Linked DNA regions of Homo sapiens: region 1 is linked to region 2. A link is an interaction called in ENCODE POLR2A ChIA-PET data of the cell type or tissue named here. Cell type or tissue: GM12878. All regions are shown on one strand. Links, peaks and the distances in the headings refer to the core of each region. The heading gives the core; the rest is flanking DNA.

What was found. Peaks named below come from ENCODE experiments on the same cell type or tissue, not always from the same donor. Only the 100,000 strongest peaks of a DNase experiment are listed, where the experiment ranks them.
Region 1: POLR2A ChIA-PET joins it to region 2 with 7 read pairs; 3 of 35 experiments call an interaction of 5 or more read pairs at or near these places.

Annotation. Positions count from the first base shown.
Region 1 is chr1:67,823,562-67,826,374 of GRCh38, forward strand. The region is part of intron 1 of GNG12 (G protein subunit gamma 12); the gene reads right to left. Among named protein-coding and RNA genes, the nearest start is that of GNG12-AS1, 7.3 kb to the right of the region's middle. In GM12878, for the core only: no CTCF peak of the experiment used is centred there; no DNase peak of the experiment used is centred there.
Region 2 is chr1:67,608,308-67,611,120 of GRCh38, forward strand. No RefSeq gene overlaps it. Among named protein-coding and RNA genes, the nearest start is that of GADD45A, 75 kb to the right of the region's middle. In GM12878, for the core only: no CTCF peak of the experiment used is centred there; DNase peaks (open chromatin) are centred at 994, 1,434 and 1,843.

The DNA.
Region 1 (2,813 bases), core at 182-2,681, 220 kb after region 2:
GTAAGAACCGCCCCAAACCGCCATCTCACTCATAATCAAAAATATTTCAATGGCTCTAAATTACCGTTGTGCAGAAACCAGCTTAGCAAAAATAAGAAGAGCTGACACTTTTATGGCCATTGGCTGTACGGAACCGGGACATCCAATACATTCCTGATGGGAGGGCAAAATGGTTCAATCTTTCCGGAGGGGTACTACAGAGCACTGTGATTCAGCAGTCCCACTTCTGGGAATCAATCCTTAAGTACACCTTCACAAAGCAAAATGATTTATTACATCTTTATTCATCACAGCACTGTTTGTAATAGCAAAAGACTGGGAAACAGCCCAAAGGTCCAGCAGTAGAGATTGGTCAAATAAACCATGGTACATCCACATGATGGAAAACTTGTTATTCTGTGTGTGTGTGAGAAAGAGATACTTGCAGAGACAGATGTCTAAAACATACCACTAATTTTAAAAGGTAAGGTAAAGAAGAGTATATACACCACCTTTAATGAGAGAAGGGGGGAGAATTAAAATACCATATATTCTTATTTGCTTGTGTTTACAAGTTGCTACTTGCAGAGAATATGGGAAAGGCATGGATGGGGATAAGATGGGAGCAAGGTTTTTGAATTTGAAAACTTTTGATTTTTGTGAATTTGCTATTTAAAGAAATCCTGGGGCTGGGCACGGTGGATCAGGCCTGTAATCCTAGCACTTTGGGAGGCTGAGGCTGGCAGATTGCTTGAGTCTAGGAGTTCGAGACCAGCCTGGGCAACATGGTAAAACCCCATTTCTACAAAAAACACAAAAGTTTGCCAGGTGTGGTGGCAGGCACCTATAGTCCAAGCTATTCAGGAGGCTGAGGTGGGAGGATCACCTGAGCCAGGGAAGTCGATGCTGCAGTGAGCCATGATTGTGCCACTGCACTCCAGCCAGGATGACAGACTGAGATCCTGTCTCAAAAAAAAAAAAAAAAAAAGGAAGCAAGAAAAGAAAAGAAATCTTGTAGGGAATTCTTGTAAGAAATTGTCAAAAATGTTTACCTTTGTATATGGTTATAATGTTTCTTGAGGATCATATATTATATATTTTCAAAAATATTGAAGTTGTATAAGCAATTTTCCCAGAAGTGTGAAGAACAGGACAAGATTGGCATGGAAGAGATAAAGCTAAGGTGGAGTTCAACAGCTCAGGAGGAGGAGTCGAAGAAACCTGGGTTTAGGCAGGTAGGTTCTCATGTGAAAGTCAGTCAGAGAAATCTCAGTCCAGAATTCAGGAGGTAAGCACAGTGAGTGTGGAGAGGGTAATTTCTGCCCTGTGTTATATTACCTGCTGGATGTGGGTGGCTCTGAGCCCCCGGATATTTATTACAGCCATAGGAAGTCAGAGAACTGTAGGTGAATGGGAGGCAAAGATAGGAACACTAGGATTACCTTCTAGGCAGCCTGCCAGGAGCATTGATTTGCTCTTGGATAAAGCATGCTGCTCATCAAATATTTATGTTAAAAAAGAGGGCAAGGCATGTGCTGGAATATTCTGCTGAATTTGACAGAGATATTCCTTGAAAACTTGAGACTCCTGGAATTTTGTGTAATCAAATCATACTATAAACACAACAGGTGAATTTGCTATTTAAAGAAATTCTGTAAGAAATTCTTAGGAATTGTCATCTTCTGCTCTTTCTGCTTTGGGAATCTGAGTATGTCTGAAGATAGCTGCATTTAACCAGGTTAAATGTGAAAGGCATTCACGTTTCTGCATCTTTTAGTTTTTTTCACAAGGTGTATTGTCTCCAGAAAACAGCAGATGGCCTAGGTCCGAAGTATGAACCAGCACCTTGATCCTCAGGACCACTGCCTTAGCAGTTAGATTCACTAAACATGGCTGATCCTACAGGCTGTGCAAATGCCTCCCAGAAGAGGAGCCAGGAGAAGGAAGTTGATTCTGGCTACAGGCTTTCTAAAGGATCAACTTAAAAAAGCAAGAAAGTAGTACCAGTTGGTACTAAGGGGAACACAGACAAACTCTCTGAGTTTGTGGTACCTTTGATAACAAGACTCCGCACCTTTTAACCTAAACTAGAAGCCTTTTTCCAGAAGCAGCAGCTACTCATAGGTAAGTTCCAAAGGCTCCTGCAACCACTGTTACTTGCATCCTGTCCCCAAGGAAAAAGGCCTACGGCTGGTCAATAAATAACATGAATCCCTCTCCACGTTCCCAGGAGTTACTACTACTCCATTCCCTGCACCAGGCCAACTACACAACGGGTGCTGGTGACCCTGGCAAGTATTAGGCAATACTGAGCATGCTGGTGTTTAAGTAGCAATAAACAATGTCAACAGCACCCAAAGTGCTGGTCTTTACCTACCCCTCAGAAATAATGAATTGAAGAGAAAGAAACTCATCATAGGCAATGTGTACCACTGAATGTTTGTTTCCTAGCATATATAATCAGTATTACTTTTTTACATGTACCTTGCTGACATACCACAGAAAACATGGTTTTATTCCTTCATTCCACTGACATTCATGAAGTTTATATGTTTCCCAATAAAGCCTGACATGATAAACCAAATGGTTAAGTGACAGACTCTGCCAGCTGATGGCATCTAGAGGACTACTGTGGCTACAGGGGCTTTGAGAAGCAGAGCTGCTGGTAGCCATATTGTGCCTTTGTGTGTGTTAAAAAAAGGCATTCCTTCCATGTACACCTAGACTTTTGCAGGCTTGATAGCATCAGAAAGAAGTTCCCTTTTCTCCTAGCAGAGGCAATCCTACTCCAGGATGCATGTGGTTTTGTTTGTTTAGCAGATGTGAGCCTCCCA
Region 2 (2,813 bases), core at 118-2,617:
TGCAATCATAGCTCACAGCAGCCTTGAACTCCTATGTTCAAGTGATCCTCCCACATCAGCCTCTACCTCGGCTGGGACTCTAAGTACACATCACAATGCCTGGCTTATTTAAAACTATGAATTCAACATCATTAAACGGGAAATTGGGAGTGCACATTAGCACAGTATTGTGTAGTATACCTACCATATGGATGCAATAGATTTAAATAACCTCAAGTATAGGTAATAGTAAAATGTAAAATAATTAGACGGTGATGAGTTTCGAGTATTTGAAAAATCTGGGCTGCTAATACAATTTATTTAGTTATAAATTCACATAATTTAGTTTTCGCTAATGTCTGTGTTTACTAACCAGCTGGCAAATTTCCTGGAAATTTAACCATCAGCTCTTGTGAACTGGGACTAGCCAGCCCTGGCGTACCACTGGTGATTGCGGAAGGCCTTGCTGAGAAAGGGACATCTGAACAGGAAACTGAAAGAGGTGCGGTGAGGGAGTAAGACCCGGGGACATCTGGCGACCAGCACTCGCTTCCTGCCTGGGAAAAGCAGCATCTCAGGCTGGTGTGTCCACACATCCATGCTCTTGTCCCTGCTGTCCCCTGAGCCTGGACAATCTCTGTCCTCCTGATATGCTTAGTGACAGCCTTTAGGGCCAGACTCCCAGATGACTGATAGGGTAGAATTCCTTATTTCTCCCAGGCCTCCTTACTTCCTTTCTGGAAAAACAGGTGGATATGAAGGTGGTATGATTAAATGAATGACCACAAGTAAACAAGCAGTGTTCTTCTGCGATCCCATAACACATTGAGCCCAGTTGTTTTTAGCTCTTTACATTATTATCCTGTTCCTCTGTCCGTATCTGCCTCCCCCAGCACCCCATGTAGCCCTATGTCAGATGCATGAAAACACCTGGCTCATAGCTGACGTTCCATGAGAGCTTAGTTATTGAATGGGTCACTGTGACCTTAACCTGGGCTGGTTTAAGGCATGAGTGGGTTTTAGTGATCGCCCTTCTGTTGGGTGAAGTCCACAGGCTGAGGCCCTTCTGCTGCAGCAGCCTCGTTAGCATGATGGCCCACCCCCTGGCCTGTGCAAGTGAGGCCAAGGAGAGTCTACCCAAGCAGGCCCCAGCCCCAGCTATTCTATTCACAACACCCACCACCTGTTGGGCCATGGCTTGGGGCTTTATTGAGGCTGTGTTACCTAACCCTTGCAGCAACCCAGCAGGTGGGGGTCCTTATCCTCATTTTACCTATGAGGAAAATGAGAGGAAAGAAAAATCACCCAGGTAGTAAGTGACAGGGCTTTCCCTTAGCTGCATAGGTTGGGGGAAGAGCTGGTAGAATATTCTGTAGAATATTAACTGTAATAATACCAGGCAGCATGGGTAGATGCTCATTAGCACTGCAGCCACGCTTGGGAGCCCAGCAGAAGAAATTAGTGATTCCACTTGGGGCAGGTGGCCACTTGGACACCATAGAAACCACAGCCTGAGCTCTGACTTCTGGGTGGAAAAGGTGTGGGGGCTCTGGGCCCTCCCACTGGAAGGTGGGACCTCAGAAGCGAGGATTTTCATGAAGCTGGCTCAGGATCCGTCCCCAAGTGCCTTGGGCCACTATCATTTATTTATTTATTTATGCACCAAAACAAGCTGAGGTAATATTTTTTAAATGTTAACTTATTTCCCCTGGTGTTTTCCTCGTAATGCAATATGCTGGTCTGAGTCCACACTTCAGTGGAGGGGGTGTCAGGAAAGAAGGCACAAATAGTGCCCGCCCCCTCCGTCTTTCTGTTTTGCTTTCTAAAACTTTGCTCAATGGAACAAAGAGGATTAGGGTATCTCCAAAATGTCTGGGGAAAAACCGTAAAGAGAGACAAAAGATTACCCCCATCTAGCTGGGTTTGAGGAGGTAGAGGGCGAAGTTAATGAGGGTAGCTTGGGCCAGTCTAACACGGGGAGTCCCCAGGCACTGCAGGTCCCCCAGAAAGCTTTGGGAACCCCGGGGCAGGAGTGCTCTACCTCTTTCCTGGGAAGAACCCTGGGGGAAAGCAGGAAGACCCCATGAGGGAGTGGCTGCAGACCCAGAGGAGTCCCTTGCTCCAGCCTGGCATGGAGGGAGCAGAAGGATCCTCTGCCCTTGTGAGGCATAGAGATGATAGACGGCCCTGCCAGACCTCAGGGGCTGTTGGGACAGGAACAATGCCTGTGGGCACTGCTGCCTTAGGACCAGCGGGATACTGGGAGTCTCATCAGAAGCCTAGGTGGACCAGTGAACTAAGAACCAGCTCCCGTGCCTCTGCCCCGAGTCCTGGCATGACATGACTCACTGAGATTTAGCCACAATCCCAGGAAAGAGGTGACAGAAACCTCAAATTGATGACATTTCAGTTTCTGTTACCCTGGGAGTATAGTGGCTTCAAGTAAAAATTAGGTCAAGTTACAGAGTCATAAACTACAGAAAATATTTACCAAGCCCCTAAGACTTTAGGCACTGGGGTTGGGGGTGGGGAAAAGCAGTAAACTGGGGACCTGTCAGCGGTCCCTCTGTCTACGTTCCTGAATTAGAAGTTATGCCAGGGCTTGGCTTCTATAGACGGTCGTCTGTACGCACAGTAGTACCACTGATGTGTGTTAGGCACTGACTTTATGCCAGTCCTTGCACCAGGGATAACCTTCATCCTGTTTTAGACAGGTCCTTGGGGCTAAAAGACTAAGCACTTTGTGCAATACCACGTGGCTGTTTGGGTTGAATTGTGTCCCCCAAAAAGATATGAAAGTCCTAAACCTGGTACCCGTGAGTACGACCTAACAT